5 separate regions of the Homo sapiens genome follow, and regions 2, 3, 4 and 5 are each linked to region 1. A link is a contact called in ENCODE Hi-C or POLR2A ChIA-PET data. All regions are on one chromosome and are shown on one strand. The core of a region is the stretch at or near the end of the contact, and the rest is flanking DNA. Distances in the headings are between cores, read along the strand shown.

What was found. Hi-C counts contacts between places; a loop is a spot of excess contacts on that map. ChIA-PET counts read pairs that join two places held with the same protein, here RNA polymerase II (POLR2A). Pooled maps may share reads with other maps.
Region 2: a pooled map shows a loop between it and region 1 (2.9-fold over the local background). The contact joins the promoter of SLC25A19 here to the promoter of UNC13D in region 1. A Hi-C loop is called at or near these places in 2 of 168 maps with a recorded cell type or tissue (naive thymus-derived CD4-positive, alpha-beta T cell and natural killer cell), 4 of 37 single-sample maps with no recorded cell type and 12 of 50 pooled maps. POLR2A ChIA-PET finds 5 or more read pairs at or near these places in 7 of 52 experiments (B cell, CD4-positive, alpha-beta T cell, CD4-positive, alpha-beta memory T cell and 4 more).
Region 3: a pooled map shows a loop between it and region 1 (3-fold over the local background). The contact joins the promoter of SUMO2 here to the promoter of UNC13D in region 1. A Hi-C loop is called at or near these places in 6 of 50 pooled maps. POLR2A ChIA-PET finds 5 or more read pairs at or near these places in 3 of 52 experiments (CD8-positive, alpha-beta memory T cell, WTC11 and activated T-cell).
Region 4: a loop to region 1 is called in a pooled map, with 5 times the contacts of the local background. The contact joins the promoter of KCTD2 here to the promoter of UNC13D in region 1. A Hi-C loop is called at or near these places in 8 of 50 pooled maps.
Region 5: a loop to region 1 is called in a pooled map, with 3 times the contacts of the local background. The contact joins the promoter of GGA3 here to the promoter of UNC13D in region 1. A Hi-C loop is called at or near these places in 7 of 50 pooled maps. POLR2A ChIA-PET finds 5 or more read pairs at or near these places in 7 of 52 experiments (A549, BJ, CD4-positive, alpha-beta T cell and 4 more).

The regions. Positions count from the first base shown.
Region 1 is chr17:75,843,154-75,845,853 of GRCh38, forward strand. UNC13D (unc-13 homolog D) reads right to left here and starts at 1,251. Exons shown (of 32, transcript NM_199242.3): 1 at 1,068-1,251; 2 at 331-366; 3 at 6-113. The coding sequence starts at 1,184. It overlaps WBP2 (WW domain binding protein 2), which reads right to left. Exons shown (of 8, transcript NM_012478.4): 8 at 2,546-2,700. RefSeq lists silencers at 521-580, 1,431-1,490, 1,501-1,660 and enhancers at 768-1,472, 1,891-1,970, 2,101-2,190.
Region 2 is chr17:75,287,957-75,290,707 of GRCh38, forward strand. It overlaps SLC25A19 (solute carrier family 25 member 19), which reads right to left and starts at 1,477. Exons shown (of 8, transcript NM_001126121.2): 1 at 1,398-1,477; 2 at 546-635. RefSeq lists enhancers at 622-1,123, 1,556-1,755, 1,846-1,895, 1,936-1,985.
Region 3 is chr17:75,181,528-75,184,244 of GRCh38, forward strand. It overlaps SUMO2 (small ubiquitin like modifier 2), which reads right to left and starts at 1,432. Exons shown (of 4, transcript NM_006937.4): 1 at 1,287-1,432. The coding sequence starts at 1,307. RefSeq lists an enhancer at 740-1,390 and silencers at 972-1,371, 1,502-1,731.
Region 4 is chr17:75,045,791-75,048,490 of GRCh38, forward strand. It overlaps KCTD2 (potassium channel tetramerization domain containing 2), which reads left to right and starts at 1,435. Exons shown (of 6, transcript NM_015353.3): 1 at 1,435-1,799. The coding sequence starts at 1,461. It overlaps ATP5PD (ATP synthase peripheral stalk subunit d), which reads right to left and starts at 1,179. Exons shown (of 6, transcript NM_006356.3): 1 at 1,135-1,179. RefSeq lists enhancers at 646-715, 654-1,239, 1,124-1,418 and a silencer at 1,116-1,545.
Region 5 is chr17:75,260,345-75,263,044 of GRCh38, forward strand. GGA3 (golgi associated, gamma adaptin ear containing, ARF binding protein 3) reads right to left here and starts at 1,262. Exons shown (of 17, transcript NM_138619.4): 1 at 1,204-1,262. The coding sequence starts at 1,243. MRPS7 (mitochondrial ribosomal protein S7) reads left to right here and starts at 1,535. Exons shown (of 5, transcript NM_015971.4): 1 at 1,535-1,639; 2 at 2,153-2,344; 3 at 2,460-2,523. The coding sequence starts at 1,557. RefSeq lists enhancers at 668-767, 1,238-1,647, 1,444-2,321.

The DNA of each region.
Region 1 (2,700 bases), core at 1-2,500:
CTCACCTCCTGCAGGTATCGCAGCAGCTCAGAGGCCTCCGTCACATGGTTGGGCTCAGGATGACCCAGGCGGTGCAAGACAGTGTAGAGTGCGTCCTCGTAGAGCAGGGCCCGCTAAGACACACGGGGTCACCTTGGGGACCCCACCAGCCACCCCTGGCACCAACACCTCTCGCCATGGGCAGGACAAGGGCGGCTTGTGCAGCGGAGGGAGTTGAGACCCAGGAGTCCCCTCCCCACCGCAAGTTGCTTGCTGCCATCAGCGTCGGCCGGCAGGAGGACACACAGCCGCCCTCCCCACCTCTCTGCACCCCAGCACTCTGACTCTTACCTGCTCGGGGGAGAAGTGGTGGGATGGAGGCTGGATCTGCAGAGCAAGGTGGAAAGGCAGTGTCCCGGGAGGCCCAGAGCAGGCTCAGATGGACAGGAATGGCTCCTCTGAGGCCTGATCCAGGCCAAGGGTATGGGGGCCCCAGCACCCCGGCCTCCAGCCCCAGTGATGCCCCGCACCTGTTCCCCCAGCAGGCCTCCTGGAGGTCCGTCCCTGGGCCCGCCGTGGCTGAGGTCCATGGGTGCCCAGCAGCGCGAGCCCTCCGCACCCGCACCCCACCTCCCTCCCTTCCCCAGAGGAAACAGCTCTGCTTATCAGTGGCGGCTGCTCCTCACCCAGCAGCGGAAGTGAGGCTCGGCAGCGGAGGTGAGGGGGGTGCCACGTCGGCCTGGGGGTCTGCTGCTCCCCGAACAGCTCACCCCACAGCAGGGACACCCCCACCTAATGGAGTCGGCTCTTCTGAAGCTGGAGGAGTAGGGGATGGGGTCAGGCCAACCGGGAGGGAGGGGTTCTGAGAGCCTCAGACCACAGGGCCTGAGGCCCACAGTGGCCCAGAGTCCATCTGGCAGCCCCTGCTCTGCTGGCCCAGGGGGCTCTCCCCAGGGTGGAGTAGGCAGGGGAGGGTCGCTGGTCCCCAGTCCCAGCCTTCGAGAGGTGGGGCCAGACAGCAGGGCACCCGTACCCGAGACCACAGTGCTCCCCAAGGCCAGCTCTCTCCCCAGTGAGGTCACTCCTACCTCCGGGGCCATTTGGGGCGGGGGATCCTGTAGATCTCTGACTCTGCGGCGCCTTATCTTGATGGCCTGGCGCAAGAAGGGAGGGCGCTGCTGCGGATGGGAGAGGAGTGTCGCCATGGTGGCCTTCTCTGCCCTTCCCTGTCCGCTGGTGCTGGGTGAAGACAGCGAAGCCACAGGATTATGCAAAGAGCCTGGGGCTGCCACCCTCTGTCAGGGGAAGTTTTAGGGAGGGTGGCTGGGAGGGACGGAAGGGTGAGGGTTTCACCGCTTCGGAGAGGCAGTCTCCCAGGCCCCCTGCACCTTCCCCAGCTGGGATCCCTACAGGACCCTCCTCTGGCTGGAGCAGAAGGTGGACCCCGTGGGCAGGCCTGGCCCCGCCCCACCCTCCTACAGAGGCCCTGGGAAGGGGACAACGCTCTCAGCAGGGGGCGGGGGGGCCCAGAACAGGCGGGCAGCATCCTGCCCCATCCATGTGCTGTGCCCAGGCTGGGCTGAACCCTGAGAGAAGCTGACCTGGGCCCGGGGGGGTTCTCACCCCACTTCCTCGAGTGCGTCCAGACGTGGGGCGGGGCGGGGTGGGGTGGGGTGTGGTGGCGCCCAGGGTGGGGGCTCCCAAGAGGCGTCTCCCTGGAGGACAGCCAGTTGCTCAGCCTGCCTGGCCCCACAGGTGACATTCCTTGGAGATGACGGGGCCAAGCTGTGCTGGGCAGGGACAGCCCTGTGCCCCTGCCCCCACCTTGGCAGTCAGGACAGTGCTCCCTTCAGACACCCTTGAAGGGGGCTTAGCCAAGTCCCAGAGAGCTCTGGGCCAGGCTGGCCAGGAGGAGGAGGCAGAGGGGCTGCTGCCCGATCTCTCCTGAGGACAGACTTGGCTCCCGGGGGACAGGAAAATGCGCCTCAGCATGGGGCTTTCCTAGAGCTCTGTGGCCTGCCCACCCTGTGCCCAGTGCTGGGCTGGGGGACTTGCGGGCGTGTGGGCCTGGTCACGGCCTTTGGCCATTTCCCACCCTCCTGTCCCTTCAAGTTCACAGCAGGGCACGTGACGTGGGTGGTGGCAAGCCGGCTTGGCTACCTCAGTGTCCCTGTCACAGGTCCTGACGTGCTCCAGGGCTGACTCGGCCTCCTCCCTCCAGCAACCAGGACTTAGGCCAGGGCTGCCATTCCTCGAGGAGCCAGCAGGGGACAAGGTGGCAGCCCCAACTCCTCCCTTCAAGGCCAACTCTGGGCCACATCCACCTCTGTCCCAGCCAGGCCCTGGGGACTCAGTGGGGGAGGGACACAGCTGCTGAGCGACAACCGTTAAGAACCAGCTCCAGAGGCCAGAGCTGTCTTGGGGACCAGACAGGCTGGCTGGGCCGTGAGAATGGGGATCCTCCCATGGGAGGGAACCGTCCCAGAAGTCTCCAGGGCCCTCAGCGGCCAGACGGCTCTCCTTCCGGAAGAGACCCCCGGGTCACCACACGCAGAGCCAGAAAGGGTCCAGTTATTTCATTTTTACTATTTCACATTTTCAGCAAACAAATCGAGGTGCAAACAGGGTTTATTTCACATTAATATATTAACTGGATTTTTTGTCAAATAAATAGGGAATTCTCTTTAAATAACCATCTCCTCACTTCATGGCCAGTCCAGG
Region 2 (2,751 bases), core at 227-2,726, 550 kb before region 1:
AACATGGTGAAACCCTGTCTCTAATAAAAATACAAAAATTATCTGGGTGTCGTGGTGGGCGCCTGTAATCCCAGTTACTTGGGAGGCTGAGGAGGGAGAATCACGTGAGCCTGGGAGGCAGAGGTTGCAGTGAGCTGAAATCACGCCATTGCACTCCAGCCTGGGCTACAGAGTGAGACTCCGTCTCAAAAACAAAAAAACAAAACAAAACAAAAAAGAAAATGACGCTCCTGGGCTCCCCTGACTCAGACCTACTGACCTCTTCAGCCTCACTCTGGACCACTCTTCCCCTTCCCTCATTTAACCAGAGTGGTCTGACTGCTTCTGCCCAGTTCCTGGAAAACTCGGGGAGCACTCCTATCAATTGCCTTGCCTCTACTCCTCCAGTTCCCTACGTCTGAAATACAGCCCCACTCTCAGCCCCTACTCACTTTTTCAAGGCTAGCTCCTCTCATCCACCAGAGCTCAGCTAAAAAGCATCCCTTCCAGGAGATGTACTTTTTTCCTTTTTTGTAAAAACAAAAAACAAAAACAGTAATACCTACATACGGTCTGTAGAGTTGTACAAAGCATAGAAAGAAGTCTGTAACCACACACATCAACAGGTAGTTGGTAACTGATCACAGGGAGAAGGGCTGAGAAGGGAAAAAGGAAGGTAGACCTGTCGATAATTCTATACTGTTTGAATTTGTTATGGCAAAAAAAAAAAAAAAAAATCCCTAAAACTAGCCTTCAGAATTACCCTAGTTCTTGAATACTTGTAGTAGTGGGGGTGGGGGTGGGGGAGGAGGGGAGATACTACCTACAGGATGGCAGCCTCCACCCCAGACATCAATTCCTTTTCTCCTCTCACCCACCCTGGAACTCCTCCCCAGGCGCCCATGAGGAAGTTTAAACACGCGGCAAGCGACTGAGAGGCAAAACCTCTCCAGGGGTTACCCAGGGACCGCTCAGGTCACACTGAGCAGCGTGTTTCCCGCCCATCTGGGCAGAAAGGAGGAGCAAGCCCGAGTGGCAGGTGTCCTGGATCGCTGTCAGGAGACCGGAGCATACCAGGCTCTTCCTGGTGTTCGGGTGCCCATGTGCCCAAGGGCTCAGCTGAGCAAATCTGCAGAGGTCCCCGTGTGGGTACCTAGGTGTCCACGTGTGCCTCGGGGTGTGTTTTTTCTCCTTGAGTCCGAGGGGACGCCCTGGAGCTCAGGTGCTCAAGGGCGTGCGCGGGGCTCGGCCGCCGGTGTCCCTGGAGATGCTTCTCTGGTCTGGTGTGACACGTGTGTACACAGTCCCCGCCCTCTCGTGAGCGCCCGGGTGCGTGTGCTCCCTCCCGACCACCCTGAGGAGCGAGGGTGCTGGTCCCCGAGAGGGCGGCGAGAAGGACGGAGGTAGAGGTTACTCACACGGCTCGGCGGGTGCGGCCCGGCTCAGCGCTCTCCGCTCTCTCTAGCTCCTCGCGCAGTCTTAACAGCAAAACTCTACTGAGCTCGGACGAAACTGGCGGGCTCCTGGGCCAATCACCGTGCAGCTCCCCGCCAGACGCTGGACCAATGGTTGTGCGCTTGAGGTCTGGCAACCGCCTCCCGCAAGATATCACCGGGTAATGTAGTCCTTCGCGACCAAGGGCAGGACAGCTGGACGGCGCACAGCTTCCTGGGAGATGTAGTCCGGCTGCTCGCGGGCGCGCGAGTTCGACCGACGCGTTAGAAGGAGGTGCCTTGCGAAGCCGGGCTGCGACCTTAGGGGTCGCCGTGCTCTGGCGTGTGACTCGAAAGTCAGCCTGCAGGCGGGGTCCAAGGTTAGGGCGCGGTAGACTTGACCCGCTTTCCTCAAACTCTGTTAATGCCAGAACCCGGATAATCTCAACTTGGTAAAGATGGCAGGAAGCCTAGCAAAAAGCTGGAGGACGTCGGGAAGAGAATAGATGAGAACAGTCCCCTCGGGGACGGGGAAGGCAAAAACACGAGTGTCCCCCCCTCTCACCCCGAGTTTTAGTATTTCTCATTATAAAAGTAATATTAAAAGTATATAGACAGAAAATATAGAAAGGAAGGAGGAAATGACTCATCCTACCGCCCGCACACAACTAGCGTCACGGTTTTGCGCGACAGTATTGCCTCCTGACTTTTTAATTGCATTTTTATATTCGTGTTATCATTTTGACGCACAATTTTAAGACATTTTTATTGTAGAAAATTTCAAGATACACAGAAGTGGAATAACCCGATGAAGCCGCGTAGAGTCGCTCTCCGACCTCAGCAGTTACGCGACTCATGGGGCAATCTTGTTTCCTCTATTTCTGCACCTACCTCGCACGCGCTGCCCAGCGTTATTCTGAAGTAAATACCATCACGTGTTTTCACCAGTAAATATTTCAGTATGTGTCTTTAAAGGACAAGCATTCCCTTTTTAATACGTATACATTATGCTTCACACACACACAAAACTGTCACTCCGACCCCCCAAAAAAACTTTTAATATCAAATATGAATTAGTGTTTACACTTTTCTGAAAGAAAGAAATGTTCTTCTTTTTTTTTTTTTTTTTTTTTTTTTTTTTTTTTTTTTTTTTTTGAGACAGTTTTGCTCTTGTCGCCCAGGCTGGAGTGCAATGGTGCTATTTCAGCTCACTGCAACCTTTGCCTCTGGGGTTCACACGATTCTCCTGCCTCAGCCTCCCGAGTAGCTGGGATTACACGCGTGCACCACTATGCCCAGCTAATTTTTTGTATCTTTAGTAGAGATGGGGTTTTGCCAT
Region 3 (2,717 bases), core at 182-2,681, 660 kb before region 1:
AAAAGTTAAAAATAGAGTCCCTTCTCTTTTCTAAGCACTTTAAGTACAACTGCAAGAAACAAAACAATAAATCTACAGCCTGCCATTCAAAACTCATTACCGTTGTCATTAAAAAGTTACCAAACTCAGTTTAATAACCTAAATCCAATCTCCATTAAAGGAAACACACAAACAAAAAAAACAATCGAAGAATATCCCGATTCCCCCCGGAACAGCGGTAATACTCAGTCAGGACCACAGTTAACGTTCTCCTCTATTAGCAGCTTCATTTTTATTTTCGGTTAAGAGCACTTATTCTCCCCTCCCCCCCTTTGTTGTCATGGGTCAAATACACAGTTTTATCCTGATTTGTTTCTTGTAGATTTCGACCCAACCTAAAGTTGTCCAAAATCGAGTGCAGAAGCAATTCTGTAGCCCTAAAACGCTCCAGAAAGTAAAGGCGCGGGAGGCGGGGGGTGCCACCAAACTAAAAGCAGCAAGTCCCGTGTGCCCCGATGATGGGTGTCCCCAAGTCCTCCCGGGAAGTCTCCGGGTGCCTCAAAAGCCGCGTTCAAAAGTTAAGCCGCACAAAGTCTCTCTGCTCGTACCTGTGCCTCCAACTTCATGAAACCACATGGTGTTCGCGGATTAGGGGTTCGTTGGCACCCAGGGAAAAGCCGCTGCCCCTCCCCCTTCGGGCCCCTGAGGCTATTAAAGTGGGAAATACTCCACGGGAATCCCCCTACCCCCAGGCCCAGGACGGCGGCCCGCGGGCATCCAGGTTCCTGCCCGTCCGCAGCCCATTGATTCGCCCCGAACCCTCGCCCCGCCGCCGCGGCCCCAGGCAGGGGTCCCCAGATGCCCGCGGTTCCTACCCGAGAGGTGAAGCCCGAGCCCAGAGGACTCCTCGCCGCCTCGGAGACTGCAACACCCGACGCGGGGTCGACAGAAGGTGGAGACCCCGCGCGCCCTAACGCCCCTCCTCACGCGCGCCGGCCGGCTGGGCCAAGAATCCCCGTTCGGGGCTGGTGGGTCCGCGGGCGTCCGCTTTCTGCCCGCCCAACTCGCGCCCGGCGCGCACTCGGAGGCCGCCGGGGGCGGGAGAGAGCGGCGGGGCCTCCTTCGGCGCGGGAGGGAGGAAGAGAGGGAGGGAGGAAAATGGCGCGGAGCGCCCGGGCCTGAGCCGCGGCCGGCCCCGTGGGGGGCCCGGGAAAGCGCTGGGAGCCAGCGGCGGGCTCTGGCCGGACCCCGGCCCGCGCCATGACCCCCACCGCGCGGCGAGGCGAAGGGGCCGGCGGCGAGCTCACCTTGGGCTTTTCGTCGGCCATGGCGAGCGCCGGAGTCTCCTCAGCTGCCGCTTCACAAAAGAGGTACCAGGTCCGCACCAAACGAGCACACAAGCAGCACCAGGAGCGGCAGAAGAAGGAGGCGGCAGCGGTGGACGAGGGGAGAGGGTGCGCGCACGTCGTGCGCTCCCTCCCCCCACCCTGCGTGCGCGAGCACGAGTAGCCGAAGCCTCCCATTGGCTGGCGCCTCGCGGGAGCGCGCAACGCTTACATAACCACCCCCACCCCCCGTCCCACGCCACCGCGTCCTGGGCCAGGCGCCCGCCCGGCCGGCGGGAAGAGGCGCGGACACGCGCACCCGGCCCGCCGCGGGGGCGCGCCTGGCTCTGGGCGGGGCTGTATTGTCCTCCTTCGTGGTGGAGCATAATCAAAATGGCTTCCAGCTGGTCCTCGGTGGGAACGATGAGGCTCGAGGCTTTAGACGTAAGCCATAGGCCAGGGAAGGCAGACTTACTAGAGGAGGAAGGGGATTCCTAAATCAAAGCCCCAGCATGAGGTTCTGGAAAAATCTCTCTCATTCAGTGGACCAGCAGCCCTCCCATGGTTACTTCCTCTCAGTCAATCTCAACCTGCTTCCCACCGGACTCTTGCCTAAAATGCAGTGTCTTCTTCTTCTTCTTCTTCTTCTTTTTTTTGAGACGGAGTCTCGCTCAGTCGCCCAGGCTGGAGTGCAGTGGCACGATCTCGGCTCACAGCAACCTCTGCCTCCCGGGTTCAAGTGATTCTCCTGCCTCAGCCTCCCGAGTAGCTGAGACTACAGGTACCCGCCACAACGCCCGGCTAATTTTTCGTAGAGACGGGGTTTCACCGTGTTAGCCAGGATGGTCTCGATCTCCTGACCTCGTGATCCGCCCGCCTCGGCCTCCCAAAGTGCTGGGATTACAGGCGTGAGCCACCGCGCCCGGCCTACAGTGTCTTCTTCTGTCCTGCTGGTAACCCTAGACTTTGACTAGCTACGGGAAAATATTCATGTATTCATTCAACGAGATCCTTACTCATCGCCTGTCTTCCAAGAGGAAACAGTATCCATAAGCGAGAACTACCCAACAATCAAGCTTCCAGCCAATTTAATCCTTTCCTCGTTGCATCCAGTTAAAACATACACATGCGTCCCTCCTGTCTGAAGAACAATCCGATGTGTGTGCACTGGATTCCATCTCGCTTCTTCCCCCGGGGCTTTATTATTTCCTTTTGTCCCTGAATTTTCTTCCTCTCCTCCGTTAGTATAGAAAAAAAAAAAAAAGCTCCCAATTCTATGAAGTTACCATCCTATCTCTCTCCATTCTTGGCCAAACAGCTCGAAAAAATGTCCCCGCCAGCTGTCTCCAACCCCTCCCCTCCCACTCACTCCTCAACCCACTGCAATCTGGTGCTGTCCCCAAAGTTCCACTA
Region 4 (2,700 bases), core at 185-2,684, 800 kb before region 1:
GATATACATCCTCAACTGACAGGATTAAGAGATTAAAGACAAGACAGGCATAGGAAATCAGAAGAGTATTGACTGGGGAAGTGATAAGTGTCCATGAAATCTCTACAATTTATGTTTAGAGATTGCAGTAAAGACAGGCATAAGAAATTACAAAAGTATTAATTTGGGGAACTAATAAATGTCCATAAAATCTTCACAATCCACGTTCTTCTGCCATGGTTTCAGCCGGTCTCTCTGTTTGGGGTCCCTGATTTCCCGCAACATCAGTGGAAAATGGAAGTCACAAATAACTTTGTGTGTGTGTGTGAGTGAGACGGAGTCTCGCACTGTCGCCTGGGCTGGAGTGTAGTGGCGTGGTCTCGGCTCACTGCAACCTCCGCCTCCCGGGTTCAAGCGATTCTCCTGCCTCAGCCTCCCGAGCAGCTGGGATTATAGGGGCCTTCCACCACGCCCAGCTAATTTTTTGTATTTTTAGTAGAGGCGGGGTTTCACTACGTTGGCCAGGCTGGTCTCGAACTCCTGACCTCGCGATTCGCCCGCCTTGGCCTCCTAAAATTCTGGGATTACAGGCGTGAGCCACCGCGCCCGGCGAAATTTTTTTTAATTCTTAAAAATCTATTGCTTAATCCCCAGCGCCTAGAACAGATCATGCGCATAGGAGGTGCTCAATGAATCTTTCTTGAATGAGTAACCGAACTCTGCACCCGAGGAGCCCTGAACGCTCTATACGTTCGAATCCTGGAAGCTGCCGAAGGGGAAGGGCGCAGCCCCGCAGCCAGCTGAGCGTCCCTCGGCAGGTTAACACTGTCTGCGTAATGTTTCCCCAGTCCCCCCACCAAACTATTGAAGTCTGCCGCGCTGGGAGCGGACTGCACGAGACACGGCTTGTGGCAGCGCCTACATCAGCGGCGCCTGGGACACAGCCGGGCCCCCCTGACCCCGCGCGCCAAGGAGGGCTGAGGAAGGGATCGCGGGGCGAGGAGCGGCAGCTACACAAGGGACACTCTGCCAGCGGGGCAAGCCGAGGGCCCAGCGTCCTTGACGGGGGCGTGACAAGGGTCGGCGTGAGGTTTGGAGAGGGCAGAGCAGAGGAGCCCTCCAGGGATCGGATCCAATGCCCCAAGCCCCACTCACCTTCACCGACCCTGGCTGCCCACGGTCCTCCGCAGCAAGTAACGGAAGTGGGTCACGGGAAGATCTTTCCTCAGCCAACCCCAAAGCCAAGGGGGTGGGCCTTGCTTCGCAGATCAGCCAATAGAGATGAGGGCTGGTTCCGGAAGTATCTTCCCGGGGGCGGGCACAGCGCCTCCCCCGCGCGGGTCCCCGGGCGCTGGTTGGGGGCGCTCCCGTCCCTCTCCCCTCTGCCCCACCCCCGCCGATGGGCCGGCCCGGCTCTCCCTGCCGAGAAATGGGCCGGCCCGGCTGCGCGCGGGCAGCAGCGGTGGCGGCGGCGGTCCAAGATGGCGGAACTGCAGCTGGACCCGGCGATGGCGGGGCTGGGAGGGGGCGGCGGGAGTGGGGTGGGCGACGGGGGTGGCCCAGTCCGCGGGCCCCCCAGCCCACGCCCGGCTGGCCCCACGCCCCGCGGGCACGGCCGCCCGGCTGCCGCCGTCGCGCAGCCGCTGGAGCCGGGTCCCGGACCACCCGAGCGGGCAGGGGGCGGCGGCGCGGCCCGCTGGGTCAGGCTGAACGTGGGAGGCACCTACTTCGTGACCACCAGACAGACCTTAGGCCGGGAGCCCAAGTCATTTCTCTGCCGCCTCTGCTGCCAGGAGGACCCGGAGCTGGACTCAGACAAGGTGTGCCCCGCCCTCGGGCGCGCCCCCGGGCCTTCGAACCCCCTGGTTTCTCGTAGATCGGTCCCCAGAGTCCTGAGACACGCTCCTCACAGGCAGCCCCCTCAGGCCGGGACCCCATCCTCCCCCTCCCTCCCACACTACTCGCAGGGGCCTCAGAGGGACCTCCCACTCCCCTTCTTCCATGCTGAGGCATACTCTGGCTTTCTCCCCGACCCCGCCCTTCGTTCTCTGAGACTCCTTCCCACACTGCGCCCACCTGCACCCACGAGAACGCACTCCACACCCCTTCTCCATATTCTCTGCCCCTGACATCCCACTGAGATCTGCATGAGTTTTCCCTGGCTCCTCTTCAGTCCCCCCACTGCCGGTGCCAGATGCATCCAGAACTGGGTCAGGGTTAGCTCAGGCATCCTTGTAGCTTTCTCAGACTCCCTCTCGGACCCCTCTGCCAAGTTGGGCTTCCACAGCTGCAGGAAGCGCTCCTTGTGATATCACACTGCTTTTCTATAGTCCTGGTCGCAGAACTTTTATCTGTTAACAGTCACTGGTTTAGGTCCATATTTAGATCAAATGCGTTTTTTGGAAAGAGGTTACTGTTTGCCGCTGCAAATCTAGGCTAAGACAGAAGGAAAATGAAAATTTTCCCGGGAAAATTTTGGGCAGGATGCATGGCTGCTAACCAAAGGGTTGAGAGGTGACAAGACACTTAAACCATTTCCAGTTTGAACTGTGTCAATTTCTTTTTAACTTTACGTATTCACCTTTAAGTTCTCAACTTAAAGGCACTGACCATAACTCACACCATCTTATATCCCATATAGCACTCAGCTGGTGACCTCAAAACAGAGCTGGAGTTGCGTAAACATTTGTTGTTTTCGTTTATTCCTCTTCTCTAAGAAAT
Region 5 (2,700 bases), core at 12-2,511, 580 kb before region 1:
GTAGTGCCTGCTTTGCTAGAATACTTGGTAAACTAATTTAATGAATATCTGTAAAGTACTTTGAGCTCCTTGGAGAACACTTCCATATATAAAGAAGCCTTATGACCTGCCTGCAACTGCAGATTTTGCAAACGTGATCTTACTTTTTCTCTCTTTTGGGATATGCTCCCCTTTAAACTGAAGCTCAACCTCCTGAAGGGGGTTTCTTACTAGGAAAAATCAGACAATTTGAGGAAATAGCTATCACCTCCAAGATCCCGGAAGCAGTACTAAATAAGAGACCTCAGAACAAGGCAATACTAGGTATCTCACCTATCCCATTACCAGTCCAATTTCTCTCTCCACTTAAAGGAGGCTTCCAGGTCTAGCCTACAGGAAAGTTCACTTATTAACCCTCAGGCAGAGTACTACCTGCTAACCAGGTTAACACACATTTCCTTCGTAGCACTGTAATTCACAGTGCAATGACAGCAATACGCTTCTATAACTACAGCTTCAGACTGTGCTCCTCAGCCTTACTCAGAATAGGCTATCAACACTGACTCGTTAGGATATTCAAGGGGGTATATGTATGTGTGTGGGGGGGGAATTCCCGACACCGATTTCACCATGCTTCTGTGGTCACTGCAGGAAAAAGGTAGAGCTCTCTGTTCTCTATCATCGCTCTCTTTGGAATATTATTCTCACTTCAAGCATTCTGCCTGAGCGAAGCCGTCACTTCTCCAACACATGGTCACAATTCTGAAGCTGCCAGGCGACTGAACGCAGTCGGCAGCACCCACCACTACCGGAGACTCAGCCCCAATCCGAAGCTTCTCCCTTAGTCAGGGATTGGGGCGCTGGGTTCCTGGTGTCACCGCCGGGCGGCGACCCCACCACAATCTCCCCAAAGCGCCGAAGCATGTCAGCCCGAAGATCTTGGCTGTCGCCTTTCCCCGAGCCTGCGGTGCCCGACAGGAGCCCGAGTTCACGCCGCCGCGCGCCAGAGCAAGAGGACGCGCCGCAGCGAGGGAAGCGGGGGCCGGACTGGGGCCCGGCGCCCTGATAGGGAAGGGGCGTGATCGCAGGCTGCTCGCGGCGAGGGCGAGACCGGGCGTGGGCTGCCAAGAGGCGACGCCGTGGAGCCCGGGGAGGGGACGTGGGGGTGAAGACAGGGGCAGCCCAGCGGCTCGAGGGCAGGCAGAAACGGCCGCGGCTACTCACTGAGCCAGGACTCCAGGCTTTCCCCTTCCGCCTCCGCCATATTGCAGCCGCCCGGCCCCGCGGCTTCAAAACTCGCGAGAGTCTGCACGAGCTGAGACGGGGCGGGGCCTGCATGGGGTCCTGAGAGGAGTGAGTGCCGTCACCGAGGGCCGCGCCAGACTGCGACGGATACAGGGAGGGCAAGGGTTTCCTTTTGGCGCTCCCCTTTGGACCCCGGAGTGAAAAACTCTAACGTCCAGATCAGTGGAGAGAAACGCAGATTTAGGACCCTGAGGAGTCTTTTTCACCCGTTTCCCGTCACTCGCTCAGGCGCGCCGAGGGCAGTCCTTGTGGGGTCCTCGTGGCCAGCCAAGATGGCTGCCCCCGCAGTGAAGGTTGCCCGAGGATGGTCGGGCCTGGCGTTGGGCGTGCGGCGGGCTGTCTTGCAGCTTCCAGGGTGAGAGGGTGGCGAGCAGCGGCGGGGGGGCGCTGCGAGGAAGGAAGGGGGCCACAGGCAGGCCGCGTGGGCCCCTAGAGAGAGCATTGCCCTGGGGGCCGGAGTATCTGGATTCAAGCTTCTAAGTTAGCTGCGTGACCCTGCGCCAATCCGAAGGTTTAGTGACTACCTCTCGCCTAAGGAGTCTGGCTGATCTAGGGTTCTAACGCGGAGCTGAAAGTGCGGTTCAGCTAAAGAGCTCAGATCTGGGATCGCCTGTGAATTGGGATGGGTGTGTAGGCGCCAAGCCCATCCTTACCGTTAGCACTTGACCAGGAGGAGACTTTACCCGCCTGCTTGGGGAATGTCCTCCTACTTGGGACAAGGGCCTGAATTGTTGTGGCTCAGGTTTAGCTCGCGGTCTCCGCGCCGCTCCCCCTCGTCGGCGCGTTGGCAGTCATGCCTATTGTTAAGTCAAACCTACTCGCTTGTGGAGTCAGCTTTTGCCTGCCTCCTCCTTTCCCCCCCTCCCAGGCTAACTCAGGTGAGATGGAGCCGCTATAGTCCTGAATTCAAGGATCCCTTGATTGACAAGGAATATTATCGCAAGCCAGTGGAGGAGCTAACTGAGGAGGAGAAATATGTTCGGGAGCTCAAGAAGACTCAGCTCATCAAAGCTGCTCCAGCAGGGAAAACAAGTTCTGTGTTTGAAGACCCAGTCATCAGGTTAGATGGAAACAAACACTTGTTACATGGACTGGGACTATCCCAGGGAGGGTTTCTGGTGAGGATTCTGTGATACAGCCTTGGAGAGCTAAACGTGTTGCTTTTCTCTTTGAAGTAAATTCACCAACATGATGATGATAGGAGGAAACAAAGTACTGGCCAGATCCCTCATGATTCAGGTAAACAGCACTTCCCTCCTCAGTCATCTTTCTTGCCCCCCTACCCCGTAGCCTTGTACTTGGTACTTTCAGTGTAGCTTAAGAGCAAATGGATTCATGTATCTATTATTCAGATTAACTTCCCTGCATGTGTACGGGCTTTAATGAAGCCCTGTAAGAGTCAGCAACTGCCATTCC